Linked DNA regions of Homo sapiens: region 2 is linked to region 1. A link is an interaction called in ENCODE POLR2A ChIA-PET data of the cell type or tissue named here. Cell type or tissue: IMR-90. All regions are shown on one strand. Each heading gives the region's core, and the rest is flanking DNA. Links, peaks and the distances in the headings are about the cores only.

What was found. Peaks named below come from ENCODE experiments on the same cell type or tissue, not always from the same donor. Only the 100,000 strongest peaks of a DNase experiment are listed, where the experiment ranks them.
Region 2: POLR2A ChIA-PET joins it to region 1 with 12 read pairs; 3 of 35 experiments call an interaction of 5 or more read pairs at or near these places.

Annotation. Positions count from the first base shown.
Region 1 is chr6:107,168,004-107,179,761 of GRCh38, forward strand. The region is part of intron 7 of PDSS2 (decaprenyl diphosphate synthase subunit 2); the gene reads right to left. Among named protein-coding and RNA genes, the nearest start is that of BEND3, 58 kb to the left of the region's middle. In IMR-90, for the core only: no CTCF peak of the experiment used is centred there; a DNase peak (open chromatin) is centred at 5,978.
Region 2 is chr6:107,304,374-107,316,131 of GRCh38, forward strand. The region is part of intron 2 of PDSS2 (decaprenyl diphosphate synthase subunit 2); the gene reads right to left. Among named protein-coding and RNA genes, the nearest start is that of PDSS2, 150 kb to the right of the region's middle. In IMR-90, for the core only: no CTCF peak of the experiment used is centred there; no DNase peak of the experiment used is centred there.

The DNA of each region.
Region 1 (11,758 bases), core at 1,268-9,267:
AGAGCTGAGTTCAATTCCTGGATATCCTTATTGACTTTCTGTCTTGTTGATCTGTCTAATGTTAACAGTGGGGTGGTAAAGTCTCCCATTATTATTGTGTGGGAGTCTAAGTCTCTTTGTAGGTCTCTAAGGACTTGCTTTATGAATCTGGGTGCTCCTGTATTGGGTGCATATATATTTAGGAGAGTTAGCTCTTCTTGTTGAAATGATCCCTTTACCATTATGTAATGGCCTTCTTTGTCTCTTTTGATCTTTGTTGGTTTAAAGTCTGTTTTATCAGAGACTAGGATTGCAACCCCTGCCTTTTTTGTTTTCCATTTGCTTGGTAGATCTTCCTCCATCCCTTTATTTTGAGTCCATGTGTGTCTCTGCATGTGAGATGGGTTTCCTGAATACAGCACACTGATGGGTCTTGACTCTTTATCCAATTTGCCAGTCTGTGTCTTTTAATTGGAGCATTTAGCCCATTTACATTTAAGGTTAATATTGTTATGTGTGAATTTGATCCTGTCATTATGATGTTAGCTGGTTATTTTGCTCGTTACTGGATGCAGTTTCTTCCTAGCCTCGATGGTCTTTACAATTTGACATGTTTTTGCAGTGGCTGGTACCGGTTGTTCCTTTCCATGTTTAGTGCTTCCTTCAGGAGCTCTTTTAGGGCAGGCCTGGTGGTGACAAAATCTCTCAGCATTTGCTTGTCTGTAAAGGATTTTATTTCTCCTTCACTTATGAAGCTTAGTTTGGCTGGATATGAAATTCTGGGTTGAAAATTCTTTTCTTTAAGAATGTTGAATATTGCCCCCCACTCTCTCCTGGCTTGTAGGGTTTCTGCCGAGAGATCCGCTGTTAGTCTGATGGGCTTCCCTTTGTGGGTAACCCGACCTTTCTCTCTGGCTGCCCTTAACATTTTTTCCTTCATTTCAACTTTGGTGAATCTGACAATTATGCGTCTTGGAGTTGCTCTTCTCGAGGAGTATCTTTGTGGCGTTCTCTGTATTTCCTGAATTTGAATGCTGGCCTGCCTCGCTAGGTTGGGGAAGTTCTCCTGGATAATATCCTGCAGAGTGTTTTCCAACTTGGTTCCATTTTCCCTGTCACTTTCAGGTACACCAATCAGACGTAGATTTGGTCTTTTCACATAGTCCCATATTTCTCGGAGGCTTTGTTTGTTTATTTTTCCTCTTTTTTCTCTAAACTTCTCTTCTCGCTTCATTTCATTCATTTGATCTTCAATCACTTGATACCCTTTCTTCCACTTGATCGAGTCGGCTACTGAAGCTTGTGCATTCGTCACGTAGTTCTTGTGCCATGGTTTTCAGCTCCATCAGGTCATTTAAGGACTTCTCTACACTGGTTATTCTAGTTAGCCATTCGTCTAATCTTTTTTTAAGGTTTTTAGCTTCTTTGTGATGCGTTCAAGCTTCCTCCTTTAGCTCGGAGAAGTCTGATCATCTGAAGCCTTCTTCTCTCAACTCGTCAAAGTCATTCTCCATCCAGCGTTGTTCCATTGCTGACGAGGAGATGCATTCCTTTGGAGGGGGAGAGGCGCTCTGATTTTTAGAATTTTCAGCTTTTCTGCTCTGTTTTTTCCCCATCTTTGTGGTTTTATCTACATTTGGTCTTTGATGATGGTGATGTACAGGTGGGGTTTTGGTGTGGATGTCCTTTCTGTTTGTTAGTTTTCCTTCTAACAGTCAGGACCCTCAGCTGCAGGTCTGTTGGAGTTTGCTGGAGGTCCACTCCAGACCCTGTTTGCCTGGGTATCAGCAGCAGAGGTTGCAGAACAGCGAATATTGGTGAACAGCAAATGTTGCTGCCTGGTTGTTCCTCTGGAAGCCTTGTCTCAGAGGGGTACCCGGCCGTGTGAGGTGTCAGTCTGCCCCTACTGGGGGATGCCTCCCAGTTAGGCTACTTGGGGGTCAGGGACCCACTTGAGGAGGCAGTCTGTCCATTCTCAGATCTCCAACTCTGTGCTGGGAGAACCACTACTCTCTTCAAAGCTGTCAGACAGGGACATTTAAGTCTCCAGAGGTTTCTGCTGCCTTTTGTTTGGCTATGCCCTGCCGCCAGAGGTGGAGTCTACAGAGGCAGGCAGGTCTCCTTGAGCAGCGGTGGGCTTCACCCAGTTGGAGCTTCCCGCTGCTTTGTTTACCTACTCAAGCCTCAGCAATGGTGGGCGCCCCTCCACCAGCCTTGTTGCTGCCTTGCAGTTCAATCTCAGACTGCTGTGCTAGCAATGAGCGAGGTTCCAAGGGCGTGGGATCCTCTGAGCCAGGCACGGGATATAATCTCCTAGTGTGCCGTTTGCTAAGACCACTGGAAAAGTGCAGGATTAGGGTGGGAGTGACCTGATTTTCCAGTTGCCATCTGTCACAGCTTCGCTTGGCTCGGAAAGGGAATTCCCTGACCCCTTGCACTTCCTGGGTGAGGCAATGCCGCACCCTGCTTCAGCTCACGCTCGGTGCACTGCACCCACTGTCTGACAAGCCCCAGTGAGATGAACCCGGTACCTCAGTTGGAAATGCAGAAATCACCCGTCTTCTGCATTGCTCACGCTGGGAGCTGTAGACTGGAGCTGTTCTTATTCGGCCATCTTGGAACCACCCCCCCCCCCCCACTTTTTTTTTTCTGAGACAGCCTCACTCTGACACCCAGGCTGGATGCAGTGGCACAATCTCGGCTCACTGCAACCTCCACCTCCCAGGTTCAAGCAATTCTCTTGCCTCAGCCTCCTGGGTAGCTGGGATTACAGGCATGTGCCATGATGCCTGGCTAATTTTTGCACTTTTAGTAGAGATAAGGTTTCACCATGTTGGCCAGGCTGGTGTCGAACTCCTGACCTCAAGTGATCCTCCCACCTCAGCCTCCCAAAGTGCTGGGATTACAGGCATGAGCCACTGCACCCAGCCAGGTTTATACTATTCTAACCATACTTCAACTGGTTGTCTTTGCAACAATCAAATTAAAACCAACAAGCGTTTATTGGACACCTATATAACCTAGGCATTTGGTATATGCTGGAAATACAGAGAGGAACACAGTTGCTGCCTCCCAGGACCACCTGTTAGAGAGGTAGTCACAGGCCTGTAGAACAGAGAGGGTTAAGTAGAACAGTGAAGGAATGGACCCATGACCTTGGTTCTTTTTTGTTCTTTTTTTAAATACGCCTTTATTTTGGAGACAGGTCTCACTCTGTCACCTAGGCTGAAGTGCAGTAGCAAGATCATAGTTCACTGTAGCCTCAACCTCTTGGGCTTGAGCCATCCTCTCACTTTAGCCTCCTGAGTAGCTGGCACTACAGGCACGTGCCACCATGCCTGGCTAATTTTTGTATTTTTTGTAGAGATGGGTTTTGCCATGTTGCCCAGAGGCTGATCTTAAACTCCTGGGATCAAATGATCCTCCTGCCTCAGCCTCCCAAAGTGCTAGGTAACAGGTGTGAACCATCACAACCGTCCATGATCTTGGTTCTAATAGCCATAGATAAAAGACCACAATTTTTTTCAAGTTCTTTTTTTTTCTTTTTGAGACAGCGTCTCACTCCATCACCTAGGCTGGAGTGCAGTGGTATGATCAAAGCTCACCACAGCCTCAAATTCCAGCCTCAAGCAATCTTCCCACCTTAGCCTTCCGAGTAGCTAGGGCTATAGGCATGCATCACCATGCCTGGCTAATTTATTTATTTTTATTCTGTGGACATGAGCATGGCGGGTGGTCTCATCATGTTGCCCAGGCTGGTCTTGAATTCCTGGCCTTAAGTGATCTTTCCATCTCGGCCTCCCAAGGAGCTGGGATTACAGGCGTGAGGCACTGCACTCAGCCTAAAAAAGGCATTTCCATTCCTGCCTTCATCTACATTTTGAATGGGCAAAGTCCAAGCTGATGCATAGAAAGAACTTTCCAAATCTTCAAGCCCTTATGGCTTGAAGATCGCTGTAGTCATAAACAGCACAATAAATACGAAAGGTGAATTAACAGTCAGTGTTTAATTTCTCTGATATAGCACTTTAGGGCACTAATATAATTAAATCTCTAATTAAGTCAACTAAATAATTGTATAAGTGCAGTATCACCTGAAATAAATTAAGTCCAAATCCCCTGCTAGGGGATCCAATTAAAGATATTAACAAAGAGAGAAGAGGATACAAAGTACTTAAAATTAAGTGCATTATTATTTAACATTTATTAAACACCTTTTGAATGATACATGTTGCTCTTACATAAAAGACCCTCTTGAGAAAATCACTGTATGTCTCTGAAAACTATGTAGTTCAAAAGTTCTAAAAGTTCTTTTAAAATATTAAAGAGAAGGCCCCGGCATGGGTTCTGAGTAGTCTTAGGAGAAGTGGAGGCAGCAGCCACTTCTGCCCAAGGAAACTAGAGAAAGACTTTAAGACTTAGGAGAGGCCAGGAATGGTGGCTCACACCTGTAATCCTAGCACTTTGGGAGGCTGAGGCAGGAGAATCACTTGAACCTGGGAGGCAGAGGTTGCAGTGAGCTGACATTGCGCCATTGCACTTGAGTCAAGGCAACAAGAGTGAAACTCCGTCTCAAAATACATAAATAAATAATAATTTTAAAAAAGAGGACAAAGGAGCATTCTGAAACACAGACCAGTGAATTTATGGAGAATTTATGGCAAAACTTCAAAAAGGGTTGTTAAACAGATGGTTTGTGGGCTCTAGAAAAAAAGGCAATGGTGGTGGCAGCCCCAGGATAAGTGGGTCACAATAAGCAAGTCATAATAAAACACACACACACACATTCTTTTTTTTTTTCTTCTTCTTTTTTTTTTAAAATGTGGCCACTTGGCTGGTAGCTTCAGAAATAGGATAGAGTGGCTGGGCACGGCAGCTCACGCTTGAAATCCCAGCACTTTGGGAGGCCGAGGCAGGCAGATCACGAGGTCAGGAGTTCGAGACCAGCCTGGCCAACATGGTGAAACCCCTTCCCTACTAAAAATACAAAAATTAGCTGGGTGTGGTGGCGTGCACCTGTTGTCCCAGCTACTGGGGAGGCTGAGGCGGGAGAATCGCTTGAACCCAGGAGGCGGAAGTTGCAGTGACCTGAGATTGTGCCACTGCACTCCAACCTGGCAACAGAGCGAGACTCTGTCTCAAAAAAAAAAAAAAAAGATAGAGTAACTTTGGATTTTTGAAGTTTAGTCCTTCATGAATAAGGCAGAGAAACAGGGTACAGGTCACAGTATGGTAAGATAGATTTGAACATGTAAAATAATTATTCCTAGGAAATGTTTAGTAGTGGATTTATATTGAACAGGAAAACAGGCCAGGCGCGGTGGCTCACAGCTGTAATCCCAGCATTTTGGGAGGCCGAGGCGGGCGGATCACCTGAGGTCACGAGATTGAGACCATCCTCGCCAACATGGTGAAACCCTGTCTCTACTAAAAATACAAAAATTAGTTGGGCGTGGTGGTGCACACCTGTAGTCCCAGCTACTCGGGAGGCTGAGGCAGGAGAATTGCTTCAACCTGGGAAGCAGAGGTTGCAGTGAGCCGAGATCGCGCCACTGCACTCCAGCCTGGTGATGGAATGAGACTCTGTCTCAAAAAAAAAAAAAAAAAAAAAAAAACGCTTAGAACAGGAAAGCAGTCTCTAGTGTCATGCTACCAGAACTTAATGCTTGGTTTCTTCTTCTTATCACGTTTCTATGCATTACTTGAATGAAGATGAAGAAGAAATGCATATTAAATTTTAATTTTCAGATGTCACACAGCCAAGAGAGATAGGTAACACATGGATAGTATCAAAATTTTAACGGTATTGACATGTTGAACAAAAGACTGATAGTAGCCAGTAAAATCTAACAGGGATAATTATATAGTTGTATATTTAGGTTTCAAAAATTAATTGTAAAAGTATAAGCTGCAATTTGGCAGTGACTCATGAAAAATGTTGAGAATCTTTAATAACCACAGTCTTGGTATCAGCCAAGGCTGTGATGTAGGTACAAAAAAATGCAAATGCAAACTTTGGCAGCATCAGCAGGTGTACATGTCCAAAACACAGGCAGGAATGGTCTCACAGCACACGGACGGTCAACTAATGTTTAGAAAACTATTTTCAGTCCTGGGGGCCATGAGTCAAGAGGGGCACTGGCATGATAGATTGGGTCCAGTATTAGGATGAAGAAGGATTTGGAAACATGTCACCTAGGGAATGTTTAACCTGGAGGAAGGGAGGATATAAAAGCCATCTTCAAATATCTGAAGTAATTAAATGGAAGAAGGAACAGTCCTGTTCTATGTGCTTCAGGGGACAGAACAAACAGCAACAAGGTAAAGTTTCTCGGAAGAAGATTCCACTTATAAATAAGAAAAGAACCTTCAAATGACTAGAGTTGTCTAACAACAGAATGATTATTTTTGACAAGCTGTGGGTTCCCTATTATTGGAAGCCTTCAGTGACTGGATGACCACATGTAGGAGAAAATATGACTGAAACTCTTCGCCAGTGTGAAAGATAGGACGACGCTGCCTCTAAAGGTCTACCCAAGCCCAAGATTCTAGCTGATAGTGCTTAACTGAAAGGTCTTGACAGCTTCTGAGTGGCAAGACTTGGTACAAAAGGAAAAGCTACAGTTTTCTAATACAATAAACTGTGAAATGCATTGCAAACAACATAAAAGCATTCCTTTTTACTCAGAGTTAGAAATTATTTGCAAGAGTCTATAGGAAAAAAAATTCACCGATCTTAATTAAACATCTTAATCTGACAAAACTAGAAAGAGACAAAGAGAATTTTAAATAGATTTCTCAATCATATGAGATTCACATGCAAAAATACAGTAAGAATAGTAGTGTTTCCCAATATTAGAAAAGCAATAATAATAACAGCAATGACAATAAAGACAATCTCATATATAGTACTTACTGTGTGCCCAGCACTGTTCTAAGATCTCTCTCTTGGCCAGGTGTGGTGGTTCACGCCAGGAATCCCAGCACTTTGGGAGGCCAAGGTGGGTGGATCATGACGTCAGGAGTTCAAGACCAGCCTGGCCAACATGGTGAAACCTGTTTCTACTAAAAATACAAAAATTAGCCAGGCATGCTGGCACACGCCTGTAATCCCAGCTACTCGGGAGGCTGAGGCAGGAGAATTGCTTGAACCTGGGAGGTGGAGGTTGCAGTGAGCTGAGATGGTGCCATTGCACTCCAGCCTGGGCGACAGAGTGAGACTCCATCTCAGGAAAAAAAAAAAAAAAGATCTCTCTCTCTCTCGCTCTATCTGTATCTATACCTATATCTATCTTCTACCCTCACAACAGCCCTACGAGGTAGATGCTACTATTATTTTCATTTTACAAAGGAACAAATTTAGGTAAGAGCAAGTTGTCCAAAGTAACACAGATGATAAGTGCTGGAGTCAAGATGAGTTCTTGTTCTTAACCAATATGCTATAGTCCCTTTCTTTCACTCTTAAACAAACCAGAAAGCATTACAATTTCATTTGAGAACATAACACATACCTATATCGCTAATGTCCTTTGCATGCCTATGTACAAGGACAGATTTTTTAAAAGATACATATCACAGATTAGAAAAAAAATACCTCCAGTCAAATAGCTTATGATAAAGCCATATTTATAGAGATTGCAGAAAATTGAAGCCATTATTTAATTATGTACCTCTACTGCAACACATATATATTTTCCACCAACCTAAAAATGCCATATGGTTGTAGAACAAATGTCAGTAGAAATTGGAGGTAGAAATTTTCCACATTTTCTGCTAAGAAAAAGGTCATGCATATCTCAATTGATTAAGTATATTCTTCTGGTCATACTTTTTTGTTGTTGTTGTTAAACCTAAAGGCACTGAGCAAGACAGGTATTATCTCATCCGCCACTGAGTCACAAAACAAAACTAGTATATTTTTACTTAAATCCTTAACTAACCAAAACTTATTTTTATTAAAATTATCAACCAAAGGCACTCACTGCAGTAGTGGTATTTGTGGTTTCATGCAGTGACAATACCAAATATTGCCCCAGGTTATTTTCACTGCTTTTATTTATTTATTTATTTATTTATTGAGATAGAGTCTCATTCTGTCTCCCAGGCTGGAATGCAATGGCACAATCTCAGCTCACTGCAAACTCCACCTCTCGGGTTCAAGTGATTCTTCTGCCTCAGCCTCCCCAGTAGCTGGGATTATAGGTAAGCGCCACCACACTCAGCTAATTTTTGTATTTTTAGTAGAGACGGGGTTTCACCATGTTGGCCAGGCTGATCTCAAACTCCCGACCTCAGGTGATCTGCCGGCCTCAGTCTTCCAAAGTACTGGGATTACAGGTTGAGCCCCTGCGCCCGGCCAAAACATGTCTATTTTTGAAAAATGAATTCCCAAATCATATTGACTATTTAAAATGTATTCTATTCCCCCTTAACACACACACACACATACACACACACACACACACACACACACACAAATATAAAAGCATGTTTAGTATAGTTTTTCTTGCCCTGTCCTCCACGTTTATCAATTTTACTGTTTTCTAATTTAAAACTGTATGGCTATTATGCTTAGTCTGGATGGTATGCAGCCTCCTGTTGGGAGTGAGACTTCAGAACTTATTTCAAGGCTCAACCTCTCTGCTAAGTACGTTTGTGAGTTCACGCTGTGGCCTGCCATCCACAAAGAGCTGAACACAACGCAACAGCTCATTTCGTACAAATTATCATAACTGAACAGATATAACCATACTACTGTATATGTATAAATACTCCTAAACCATATGGTAGGGATACATTTATATGATATAAAATATATCTACATCATATAAACATGTTTATATGGTTTAGAGGTATTTATATATAGTTTAAATAATTTTACTGGTACACTTAAAATTGACCTAATTGTTGACAGAATGGCAGAGAAGAACTGAGACAAAGTAGTGCTTGCTATGTCAAGGAGTGAAGGTCAATTTGGATGACAGAGTGAGACCCTGTCTCAAAAAAAAACCAAAAAAACCTGCATTTCAGGGTATGAGCAGACATGCCTGCTCTCAAAATGTAATTAAATGAGACAAAATGGACGAAGTAATTCTTTTTTTTTTTTCTATTTTCTTTACATGTATCTGCTGAAACACGTAATGTAATTCTTTTTTTTTTTTTTTTTGGGAGACAGGGTCTCACTCTCACTCAGGCTGGAGTGCAGTGTTGCAATCTTGGCTCACTGCAACCTCTGCCTCTCGGGTTCAAGTGATTCTTGTGCCTCAGCCTCCCGAGTAGCTGAGATTACAGGCATGTGCCACTGTGCCTGGCTAATTTTTGTATTTTTAGTAGAGACGGGGTTTTGCCATGTTGGTCAGGCTGGTCTCAAACTCAAACTCCTGATCCCAGGTGATCCGCCCGCCTTGGCTTCCCAAATTGCTGGGATTACAGGCGTGAGCCACCATGCGCAGCCTGTAATTCTTAATTTATAAACTTGCATCAACATTTGATAGGTTTGGCATTTGAGGTTAGTAATATAGAATTATATTACATTTAGGATTAATTTCACAGGAAAAGCAATCACTGCCTCTTGGTTGTCATGTCTTCCAAAGGAATATTTGGTGATTTATAAATAATCATGGATTTATCCATATTCTGATTCAAAGTTAATTTTTAATTTTAGTATCATATTCCAAAGAGAAACTTAATTCTACACATTGAAATTCAAAAGCAAAACTGGGACTGTAAAGCTTTTTAGCAAACTCTGTAATAGAAATTCAACAAGCAAAACATGTCATAGGCTGTAGACTGCAGCAATGAGCCACTCTTGCCTGTAGCTTTTTTAGGAGTGAATCAATAAATAGTAAGCTCTGTAATCTCATGACAAATACTAAGCTGGTTATTTAATTAAAAAGAATACTGTGGGATGAGAGCATTCACATCATGTAGGAATCAAATAGTCCTGGGGGTATTTGAGGAATATATAAACTATGTTAAGAGTGAGTTTCGGTTTCTGTTATTTTACTTGAATCCCTATCTTACTTATACATTTCTTATATCCTTCTCATGTTCCAATTTTCATGTGCTTTAGTATTTGGATGCTGATACCTAGGGACCACTTGCCCCAAACTACCACTATCATCATCCATGTGATCCTAGATTCCTAGCATCCTAAAATACATCCTGATATAAGATGAGTTTAAAACACATTTATAATTTCACAAGAAAGCACCTCAAACGACAGAGAAATTCTATCTACATTTATTAATGAAATAAATGTAGGCTTCAGCCACGTCTTCTAGGTAGGTTGCATCAGTGTGGGGGCCAATGTATGAGGTGAAGAATGTATATTTACTCTGTGCCATGTAAGTGTAATCATATCTGCAAGATTAACAGCTCTTCCAAATGTAGGAGGTCTCTACGCTATGGTGTTATGGAAGGTGTATTTGTTAACTTAGATTGTGCCTCTTTCAAGAGAATGATGATCAGAGTTTGTTTTAAATGGTTATTATCTATAAAACTTTCTTTTCAAAAGTGAAGCATGCTTATCAGCTTAAAGTCACAATAATTATTACACTGGTTCAGCAAACATAAATCCTAGCACAGTCATTTATTAGACAATCACATTTCTGAGACCAGAATTATGTTAGATTATAGACTAATACACACCGTTTTCTGGATGCTTGCAAGATCAGAGCCTGAATACAACAACAACTTTTTGTAGTATGTCTAAAGCACTTTGAGAAGCAGGATGGTGGTAAAGAATACACACTGCTGCTGGGCGAAGTGGCTCACATCTGTAATCCCAGCACTTTGGGAGGCTGAGGTGGGCGGATCACTTGAGGACAGGAGTTCGAGGCCAGCCTGGCCAACATAGTGAAACCCTGTCTCTTAAAAAAAACAAATAACAAAAGAGAATACACATTGTGAAGTCAGCAGACCTGAGTAGAATCTTGACCCTGTGAGATAATTGTGTGGACACTGTTAGGTTATTTGAGCTCTTCTCTATAAAAAGAGGGGATTCACAGAATTCGATAGAACCATTTGATTAAGGTGTTTAGTGTGTGTCTTAAACAGTGTACGCTGCAAAGCACGCATACAATGGCATGCATCTTAAAGAAAGTACAGCACATAGAAAGGTCTACCCATTTTTCTGACAGCTGCACACAAATCTTAGGAATCAATTAAAGATACAGGTTAGCATAATCTTCTTAGATCCAGGATAGGGAGATCTTCCACAGGGGGCACCATTGCGCTACACACTAATCAATCTTCAGAGGTACAGCTTTGGTTTTATTATGATTTAGTTAAGATCCTTCTTCTTCTTTTTTTTTTTAGATGGAGTTTCACATTGTTGCCCAGGCTGGAGTGCAGTGGTGTGATCTCAGCTCACTGCTGCCTCTGCCTCCCGGGTTCAAGCGATTCTCCTGCCTCTGCCTCCTGAATAGCTGGGATTATAGGTGCCCGCCATTACGCCTAGCTAATTATTGTATTTTTAGTAGAGACGGGGTTTCACCATGTTGGTCAGGCTGGTCTCAAACTCCTGGCCTCGTGATTCGCCCGCCTCGGCCTTCTTACAGGAGTGAGCCACAGCATCCGGCCTTAGCTAAGATCTTTCATCAAGCCAGAATGTCAAGGACTCGGGGGAAAAGGACAGAATCTACTCACCTACAATCTTTAGTAACATTTCACACTTCACTGAGCTATGCTGCAGGTCCCATGATCTCTACTGTTACCTAAGTAATTCTGTTTGAAAACTGAGGGACATAGCCACCTTGTTATTTCAGGAAAGATGGTT
Region 2 (11,758 bases), core at 1,974-9,973, 140 kb after region 1:
CGCATGTACTCTTATATACGTAACGCTTTTCTTTAGATTTTACCTTTAAGTCCTTTCTTAGGATTTTTATCTATGTATAGAGACACCACATAGCATAGAACTTAAAAGAGCAGATTCTAGAGCCAGGTTGCCTAGATTCACATCCCAGCTATTCCACTTAATAGCTGCGTGAGCTGGATCAATGTGCTCAGCTACTCTCAGTGCCCAGTCGTTTCATCTGTAAAATGGTGGTAACAATAGCACATGTGTCAAAGTGTCATGGGGGTTAAATTACTGTATATCTAGTCCTTAGAACAATAACTTCAATAGTAAGTGCTTACTAAATATTACCTATTACTGATTTTAAACCAACTCATCTTTCCATTTAAATAAATCTTTAGAGAAAAGTTGACATACCAACTATCTGGTAAGTATCGCTCAAAAGTGAGTCACCCACAAAGCAGCAATACCTGAACCTGTGGTGACAGGGAGTCATCCATTATACGACCACAGGCACTCCTGTGGGGAAATCCTGGGCTTGGCACAGACCACAGAGTCCTCTGGACTTCTGGATGCTCCTCTCGGTGGTGGGCAATACTTTCCTGCTCCTCCAGTCCCCTCTTTATCCCCCAGCCCTGACCAGTCATTGAAATCCCTTTCATAAACCTGTGAAAAATCACTGATTTAGACTTTCAGCAGAGCAGAAAGGTCTACTGAATAACTTAAAGTCTCATAGGTTTTAGATATTAGAACTATTATCCAGGTGCCCCAACTCCCAGACAATGCTTCTACAATCAATAAATTTTTTTCATCAGCAAATACTTTTTTTTTCATATTAACACCATACCTTCTTGAAAAGAAAATTGCTAAATATTTCAAGTAATGTCAATGTTTGGATCAAGGACAACTCTAGAGGGGTGGCAAGTGTGGCTTCTGAGTCCCGGTCCCCCTCCAGCACTTGGTCATTTTCCACTTCAGGTATCTATGGCCCTCTTGCTCTTACCATGCCTCCTCACATCAGAACCTTTCTCTGGGAAGAACCGTAAGTCATTTACGCTTTAGGGTGAGTTTAAGTTCATCTAAATGAAAAATTTTGTTATAAGAAAGCTCTGATTTTGAATCCTGGCTTCATTTTCTATCACATGTAGAATCTTACAAGTTATTTCATCCTCCAAAGCCTTGGTTTCCTCATTTCCAAATGGGATTAACAACAGTTATTTCATAGGACTGTTGTAAGGAGGAAATTCCATTCATTATGCAAGCAACAGGGATTCATGTAATGTCAAGTATCTACTGGGCAGCAGACATGGTCTATTCCTAATTACACCAATTATTTAGAGGTGTGGACAGATAACTAATGTCTTCTTTTTTTTGCTTTTCTGGACAAGTGGGCCTAATTCTCCAGCTTTATTTATTCATTCAAGAAAAGGTTAAGTACCTCTTATGTGGAAGGTACCCCAGAACATTGGGAATACAGAGTAGATTAAAAGTTGGTTCCAGAAACTTACAGTCTAGTGCGGAGGGGCCTTAACATTATATTTAGACCTTCCTAAGCTAGATCCAAATTTAAGACTCTTTTCAGAATAGAAGAATATTGAGGATACCCATCATCTAACCTGGTACCTCATTTTACAGTCGTAGAAATCAATGCCTGGAAATTCTAAGTACTTTGTTCAATGTCATACAGATAGTTACCCAAAGAGGACAAGTACCCCAAGGCCATATGGGTGACAGAAGTACAATCCTTATCTTTGAATCTTTTTTCTAATTCCTGATGCCCGCCCACAGAAACTGACTAAACAACTTAAGCATAAGTTTTCTGTTTGTAAGTGATATGGTTTGGCTGTGTCCCCACCCAAATTCATCTTGAATTCCCATGTGTTGTGGGAGGGACCTGGTGGGAAGTAACTGAATCATGGGGGCAGGTCTTTCCCGTGCTGTTCTCGTGATAGTGAATAAGTCTCATGAGATCTGATGGTTTTGAAAAATGGGAGTCTCTCTGCACAAACTCTCTCTTTGCCTGCTGCCATCAATGTAAGATGTGACTTGCTCCTCCTTGCCTTCTGCCATGATTGTGAGGCTTCCCCAGCCACGTGGAACTGTAAGTCCAATCAAACCTCTTTCCTTTGTAAATTGCCCAGACTTGGGTATGTCTTTATCAGCAGCATGAAAACGGACTAATACAGTAAATTGCTCAAAAAAATTGTTTAATGACAAAATAAAACCAGGTAGTACTGAATAATCAGATCCTTTTATGATGCTGGAATGCATATGTTCCAGAAATTATAATTTATTGGTGGTCCTTCAGATATAGTATGCAGATGTATTATTATACAAGGTTTTTAAAAAATTGAACTAATATCTGACAAGCAATTTTAAAAGTCAATTAACACTGACTATAAGGTACAAAACAAAGGTTATCAGAGATGAATTTTATAATCAAATTACTAAGTCTGCCTTTTTCTGCACAATAAACAGAAACAGTGACATCTGAAAATGCCCCTTTCACCTCAGAAAATGTGTTGTTTGCAAAAGACGTTAAGTTTGCAAATCTTTGTTTCAGGTCTCAAATAGTTATAAGCATAAGGATCTGATTTTCACAGAGACCTCTAAGACCACATTACTTTTGGTTGTACCTTCTTCTCTCCCACACTTATCTTTCTCTTTTCCTGTGTCTGCCCATGACTTCTCATTCTGGCATTCTGGATATATCCACTTTTGGAAAAGGCAGATAATATGGCTTATTGAAGTAGGCACACATTCTGTGAACATGCATTTTTAACAAATAACTAATAAAATGTACTTTAGAAGGATGTCCAAATGTGCACATGGTTCTACAACCTCATATTTTCTGAGCACCTGTGATGTGCTTGGTGATGCCTTTACACCATAAACACAATCACAATCCTTCTCAAGGACCTTAAAGCCTGGCATGGATAAAAATAATAATAATCAGAAACAGAGATATCTGAAAATGTCCCCTGTTCATCTCAGAGAATACATGAACTTTTTCACAAAGGGATAGAACTACGCATTCAAATCAGCGTACTTGATTCAAACTACTTGATTGAAACTACGCATTCAAATCAGAGTACGCATTCAAATCAGGGTACTTGAAGCTCATCTGATATACCTCCAACTCACAGATGGGGCACTTCTACTTTTTAAGCCTTTTTTTTTTTTTTAAACAGGCAGTTGAGAGGGTGGCTGTCTATATTATTGTACTTATTCTGACCAAACTGTGCAATGTCTTTATACTTTTCCAAGTAACCTGACCTTTTCCCATTTCTTGTGGGTATTATATTACCTTTCACGTCTTTATATATTTCCACATTTAATCATCTTGGCATGTTGCTACCATTATTGTCTTCCCTATTCACTGGTCTAGTTAATTCCTGTGTCCACAGTAGGGTTCTTTTTTAAAAAGGAAACCAGCTTCCTTTTACCACTCTGCATTCTTAGACTTTCTTCCAATGAAGTTCAATCACTTAAAGAGTAATATAAGCCAACAGTAATTATTTTACAAATACTGATGACTCCTCTCTTTACAAATGAGTGTATTTGTAAGTAAGCTTTGAAGATAGTAAGGCTATAAGGAATAAGATAAATGTGAAATATCTGAGTAGAAGCCACCAATTTCCCCCTTTAGAGGCCTTCCTGATAGTTGATAATACCAAATGGTTCACAAACCAATTTAGAAGTCAAAGATGAGCACAACGTACTAAGAAAGGAGAAAGAATAATTTAACAGGCACTCAATTCAGATTACATATAAGCGCCATTACAACAAGCTAAAACTTGTTCACCTTAATCTATCTATATATTTCATGACTACATGAAATAGCCTACTCCTGAGTTAATTAATGAAAAAACAAACTTTAAAAAACTAAATATTTTGATTATTTGTAACTTAAAAGAGAACAGGTAAAAATGGAAAGAACTGTTAACCTAGATTATCTGATTATAATTATTATCAACAAAATTATTTATGGAATATCTACTATGTGTTAGACCCTAGAAATATAAAGTATAAAAAGCATTTTTCTTTTATCGACGACTATGTATCAAGGTGTGAGTATGTATTCTTTCTCTTAAGGTAGTTTAAGACATGGTCTGTGTCCTGAGGGCTCATAGTTTAGTTGGAGATACAATACAATGAAATGAAAAGATTTAACAAGAAAATTATATAGTACATAAGTGTAAACTGAATGCCACAATCTATAACTGCTGTAGGGGTACACAGTTATGATCACTGAGGATTTGGGGGGAGGAATGGGAAGACTCCAAAGAAGAGGTGACAGCAAAGTTGTACTTCTCTTAGATGATGAGCACTTTAGATTACTGAATGCAAGGACGTTGCTGCTACACACCCACCCTACTCTCCATGCCATGCATGGCTGCCACCATAATGTGCTGGGGGGCTCCAGTCAGCTTGCTGCTGCTGCTGCTGATCCCAACAGGGCTCACTGCCCCTGCCAGACGATGAACAGAGTCGACAGCTGCCATGGAGTGGTATAAAAATGGCTGCAGCCAGCTGACTGAAACTGGAATATGGGTGGAGCACAGATTTAGCACAAAGGCTTGGGTGTCTCCTCTAGACAGTGCTTGAGGGAAAAAGAAATGAGAACAATACAGAAAAGGAGAAAAGTCCAGGAACATCCTTCATCTTCTAGCCACAGCCCCAAATGATTTGGATAAATTAAGGAGAAAAAAATAAATGAATTGTGAAAAAGTCATTTTCACAGAGACAAAAGAAAGTTTTACTTAAATTAGGCTACCAAAGAAATATGAGTTAACAGTTGGTCTTAGATATCACTGAAGAATATTTACTGCCAGTTAATTATCAGAATGTCAAGTCATTATACTTCCTAATTTCACCTGCACATTTTCATCTGAGCACAATGCCCTGCTGTGGTCTAAAACAGAGGCCTACATATTAATCAGAGTGGCCGTAACAGAGTTAACTCAGTTTGAAGAGAGCAGAGAAGCTAACTTAGACCTCTGTCTTCATTCTCATTCTGAAGAAAAGAATGAAGTCAAGATTTCTAACAAGAGGTGATACAGACAACACTCTGGCAAGCTGTTTCAAAAGATAAAAATGTACCCATTTGGCTTCTCTTTAAGTAATAATTTAGATGGCTCCTAATTGAACTCTCCTTCCATTGCACAGGTCTTGGCCTACCTTAAGCCTTCTCTATGAAAAAGACTGAGCCAGGAGTCCTGAGGGCAAGGAGTGCTGGTGAAGCCCTGGTGCCCACAATGCAGGAACGGAAGGATGCTGGGGTGTGCCACAGGTGGCTTATGGTAGGTGGCTGTCATTGCGAATCCTTGATAACACATGCAATTCCATTTCTCTGTGTTTCTACAAAGTCCTTACATGATTATTCTAATTATATTATTAATGGCATATCTTAAGCTGTTACATGGCACTACCCATAGTTGGATATTTATCATGTTAAATTATGAATTACAAACATTTCTTCATATAATATTTTACTTAAGTCCTAAAGCAAGAAAATCTAGAATAACGTACTATATTTGTCTGCTTGGATTGCCATAACAAAATACCACAGGCTGGGTGGCTTAAACAGACATTTATTTTCTCACAGATCTGGAGGCTAGAAGTCCAAGATAAAAGTGTCAGCAAATTCAGGCTGGGTGTGGTGGTTCACACCTGTAATCCCAGCACTTCAGGAGGCTGAGGCAAGTGGATCATGAGGTCAGGAGATCGAGACCATCCTGGCTAACACGGTGAAACCCCATCTCTACTGAAAATACAAAAAATTAGCTGGGTGTGGTGGCAGGCGCCTGTAGTCTCAGCTACTCGGGAGGCTGAGGCAGGAGAATCACTTGAACCTGGGAGGCGGAGCTTACAGTGAGCAGAGATCACGCTACTGCACTCCAGCATGGGCGACAGAGCAAGACTCCATCCCAAAAAAAAAAAAAAAAAAAAAGAGAAAGAAATGCAATTGTCTTAAGACTCCCTCTCCCTGAGAATCTAAAAAAACAACCAGGAAAGATTCACTGCCAAAAAAGAGAAAAGACTAAAAGTAATCACCATGCCCAGAGAGACTTTTCATCTATTCTTCTGAGGGCAGCTCTGAGAGATTACCTAGGACGCTTTATCTGCATATTAAGACAACCTTAGTTCACTGTGAATTTCTGCCCCTCACTTTCCCATAACTGGTTTGTCCTTCCATCCCATTCAGCGTCCAAAGAGAATCATTTACAAACCACTGTCTTGTCTTTGAGCCCATTCATTCCCCTAAAAATCATTTACTACCGCTTTAAAATTGCCTACAGACCTCCAACTACCTTCCTTTCTATGAAGAGAGTATTTAAGTCTCAACCATCTGGCCCTGAGTCTCATATCTGCAGGACTGTCAGGTCCATGTGCTCATTAATACATTTGTGTGCTAAATTTTCCCTGTTAATCTGTCTATTGTCAGTTTATCTATGCAGGCTTGAACCTTCAGAGGGGAAGGAGAAACTCTCTTAGCTCCTACACATTAAACTCAGTCCATTATAAAATACATTTAAAATTCAAGTATATTTAGCAAAAATAAACTTTTTTTTTTTTTTTTGAAATGAAGTCTCATTCTGTTGCCCAGGTTGGAGTACAGTGTTGTGATCTCAGTTCACTGCAACCTCCGCCTCCTGGGTTCAAGTGATTCTCCTGCCTCAGCCTCCTGAGTAGCTGAGACAACAGGTGCACACCACCACGCCCAGCTAATTTTTGTATTTTTAGTAGAGATAGGGTTTCATCATGTTGGCCAGGATGGTCTTGATCTCCTGACTTTGTGATCCACCTGCCTTGGGCTCCCAAAATGCCACCACAACCAGCTTTTTTTTTTTTTTTTTTGAGACAGGGTCTTGCTCTGTCACTCAGGGTGGAGTGCAGTGGTGCAATCATGGCTCACTGCAGCCTTGATCTCCCAGGCTTAAGTAATCCTTAAGTAATTCTCCCACCTCAGCCTCCCGAGTAGCTGGGACTACAAGTATGTGCCATCACTCCTGGTTAATTTTTTATTTTTTTGTACAGATGGGGGTTTCATTATGTTGCCCAGGCTAGTCTTGAACTCCTGGGCTCAAGTGCTCCTCCTGATTCAGCCTCCTAAAGTGCTGCAATTATAGGCATGAGCCATGACACCCAGCCTTCAATCAGCACATTTTAATATTTTGTTTTTTTCTCCTCTAAAGGACAATTTTGATAGGATGTGGGGTAAAAGATGAAGATACAGTGTAGTCCTTGAAGAGTCTATAATCTGATTATGAGAAAAATAAAAGCAGATAATATCAATAAAGTATGGTAAATGTAGTTATTGAGAATATGAATTTGCAGTAAGAAAGACCTGGTTGAAATCTTAGATCTGCTACTTTATGGCTCTGTAGATCTTGGCTAAATGATTTAACATTTCTAAGCTTGACTGTCCTTACCATATAAAGAGGCTGTGACTATTGACCTTTTAGGATTGTTTTGAGACATAAATGAGATAACATGTGTAAAGTGTTTTCAGCACAATGCCTTAACACATAGTCTGTGCTCAGTACACAGTAATTATTACTACTATCACCACTAATGTTTGTACACACTTATGCAGAGTGTGCTAAGGGAGCCCAGAAAAGAGTACTTAGGTTGGCCTGGGGATTAGGGAATGTTTCCTGGAGAAAAGGAGAGCAGAACTGTATCTTAAGTGAGGTAAGAGTCAGATGAAGAAAGGTAGGAACAATATCCCATGCAGAGGAAATAGCACAGTGCATGCAGCGTATTGCCAGTATTTGGCATTTGCTGGCAGGTCTAGTGCAAGAATAGTTATTCCTCACTTTCTCCCTTCCTTGGTATCCTACAGCACTATTGCATCTCCCTTCACTCCCTTCACTGGTTTGCCATCCATCCTCCCCAGAAATACCCTTGCTACCCCTGATGGCTATGTTGGATTTGTCCTTTAAGGACAATTCAATCCTTTGTAGGTGGACCAGGCCTCTCTAGAACCCTACCAGAACCTATTCTTTCCCTCTGTCTTATGAACATGAGGAGAGATGACCTGCAGAGGTAGTATAGCTAAGCTAAGAGTATGGGCTCTGGAGTTAAACTTCCTGAGTTCAAACCCTGGCCCCACTACTATGTCACTTTGAGCAAATTACTTCACCTCTGTGTGCTTCAGTTTTCCCCATCTGTTAAATGGGGATGGTAACAGCACTTATCTCTTATTATGAGGTTGTTGTGATGATTCAGTGAGCTGACACATGTAAGAAAACTGAAACAGGGCCTGGCTGTTAATAGCTATTAGCTAGCATTACCTAACAAGATTAAAAATCTATGCTTCATGGACAGGACATACTTGAGAAAATAAAGAATGCCTCAGATTAGAAATGTGGCCACCTGTGGAGGGTAGAAGGAAGAAGGGAGGATAAAAGAGGAAAGAGAGGAAAACTAATATTTACTGATTACCTACTAGGGGCCAAAAGTATTGCATTAAGTGCTTCATATATGTTTTTCACCTGATCCTTACAACAGCTGTGGTAAATAGATGGTATTGTCCCCAATTTTATACATGAGTATCCTGGTCCTCAGAGAGTTTACAAAATTTGCCTAGACAAATAGGATCAGAATTGAAAGCTATGGGTAGGCGAGTAGCAGAGTCATGCTCTTCCAACTGCTACTTCTCTTCACCTCCCCGGGGCTCCATTCTCTTAGTTTGAAAACTATATCAGACTTCACATTGCTAAGAAGAAATCTAGGAGCTGCCTAATTTTTTAAATGATTCTCTAGGCCTACTCCAGGAAATATAAACATGTGCTTACATTCTAATTTTATATCCTATGCTGAGAATTTAATAAAAATAATGAATTGTAGCATATAAACTAAGAGTATACTTCCTTGTTCAGAAGTTCAGAATATATTACAATTACACATTGACAATAAAAATATTTTTTAGAACTCCAATTCTATGTTTTCAGAAATTATAAATTGACTAGGCTTAAATTTGTTTTGTTTTACTTTATTTATTTATTTATTGAGACAGAGTCTTGCTCTGTTGTCCAGGCTGGAGTGCAGTGGCATGATCTCGGCTCACTGCAACCTCTGCCTCCTAGATTCAAGCAATTCTCCTGCCTCAGCCTCCTGAGTAGCTGGGACTACAGGCATGAGCCACCACACCCAGCTAACTTTTGTATTTTTAGTAGAGATGGGATTTCACCGTGTCGGCCAGGCTGGTCTCGAACTCCTGACCTCAAGTGATCCACCTGCCTCAGCCTCCCAAAGTGCCAGAGATTACAGGCATGAGCCACCACGCCCGGCCCTACATTTGTTTTATAATATGAAGCAGGGCCCAATTTAATCTTTAATTTACATTTCTTCCAGCCTAAATATTATGTAACATATTTTGTGGGCTTTTAATATCTTTAAAATGGTTCATATTTCCTAGTAATTTGAGTAGGGTATCCTCTTTTGTTTCGTATGAAATAACATAATATTCTTATAACAAAATGAAAATAAAGTTAAAGAAAACCATGAGGTCAGGTGTGGTGGCTCATGTTTGCAATTCTAGCACTTTGGGAGGCTGAGGCTGAAGGATTCCTGGAGGACAGGCGTTCAAGACCAGCCTGGGCAACATAGCAAGATCCTGTTCTGCGCATGAAGGTAGCACTTGTAGTCCCAGCTACTAGGGAGGCTGGGGTAGGAGGATCTAAGAGTCCAAGGTTGCAGTGAACTATGATTGCTCCACTGTTCTCTAGCCTGGGTGACAGAGAGAGATCCTGTCTCTAAAAACAAAAGAAAATAAAATAATACTATAGTATTATGGATGTTATATATGTAGAACGAGCTTTTTCATATTGTCAATTCTTTGCCAATGGAGATGATTCACACACACACACACACATCTTGTCACATGTTGGCCCTTATACTGATAAAACAGCACCAATCCTTCAGGGAAGCTCCAAATACTCTATGACAAGAAGCTGGGGGTGGTGGCAGTAAGGAAGCAGATAATCTTCTATAGAGACATTTTATATACATATATACTTATTTAACCTAAAAATATATTTTTTTCTTTAATTACAGTTTCCCATATAACCATCAGTGGGCTCCAGCGATGCAAGCCATATTTATTAGAGGCAGCATGTCAAATAGGAGTTGACAATTACAGTCTCTATCAATACATATTATGCCAGACGGTAATGAGCCATCCACAAAGGGCTAGCTATCCAAAATAATCATGCTGCTTTCCAGAGAAATGTCAAAGAGGTTATGGTTTATTACACAGTGCTCATTAGATATACAGTGGCAGCATTAGCAATTTTTCCTTCATTTGCGTCTCATTTAAGGATCTGCCCCCACAAGCACAGTCAAATTAGTACGCAAGGTTAAAACCATTATGCCCTGAAAAAATTAAGTTGCATTTTATTTTACAGTAACGGTGGATCAAAGGTCCTTGGAATCTATTATTTACAGAACCATTATCTAACACAGCATATTAACAAAAGGGAAAAGAAAAGCAATGCCCTGCCAGCATGGCTTGGACAGGAACAAAGGCAGACTGTTTGAAATAAGCAAATACCATGTTACTTAATTAAGTAGCCCTATAAAAACTATTTTTAAAATAACACTAAGGTTGTGACATCAACTGACAAAAGTCACAAAATTAAAGTTAATGAAGTACCAACCTGTACTTTAAAATGTCTTGTTTACATTAACTTATTTTTAAACATTTTAATACTGTCATTATATATAATTTTTAAATAAATTTACCAATTACTCTAAATACTTATTTTCTTAAAAGGATAACCCATTTTTAAATTTTTATAGCAAACCCACATTTATCAATATTTAATAAAATAGAATTTGCAGATATAACTATTATAACCAGAAAGATGTGATCAAGAAGGCAGATCTTGGAATAAGTTACAAAGATTTAAATAAATATTGCAAAATAATAGATACTTAATGGATTTTGCCAAATCAGCAGATAACTGGTTAACAGCATCTGAATTACTGGCAGGATAAACATTTGTAGCAAAGAGATCTTTTGAAGAGATTTCTAAAGTCCTGATTGGACTGTTAATAAAATATCAAAATTCATTACAGTTAGAAGGATAATATTCTGAATGTACTTTCCCCACATTTTATTAACAGACCTCAGTTGTAGTGATTATTCAAGGATCCTTTCCTTTCATTTAATGAACACTTATTGAGTGCTGTCATGTCAGACCCTGTGATAAGAGTCTGAGAATTCATTAAAAAGAAAAAAGAAAGAAAGAAAGAAAGCATATCTCTGTACTTGAGAAGCTCATGGCCAGGTCAGTGAAGCATTTGGACAGGAAACCAAATGATTTGAATCTTGGGCAATAATTGCTGTCCCAGAAGAAAATACAGCTTGCCAAGGGAGCCCAGATGAAGAGGACCTAATTGAAATCTTGATGAAGTAAGGTAAGGATTACCCAGGGAAGTAACAGCTAAAGTGAGAATTCTACCCAGTGAGAACTGTAGGGGAGAAATACACTGGGAAGGTGGGCGAACAAGTGAGAGGAGGCTGGGGCGGGATCATTTACCTCAGATTATCACAATATACAGTTTTAGAAATCCTTTAAAAATGCTCTTCCTAATTAGAAGAAAACATCTTGAAGTTGGATTGATGGACTTAATGAAATAAAGTCAGCAAGAAAGTTCTAGAACAGTTTGGATCATGTTAAAAAAATAAAAAGTATGTTATAGAAAAAATTCCTTTGTCAGGTCCACATATGGTCAAATTTCAGAGTGGATGAATGTATTATCCATT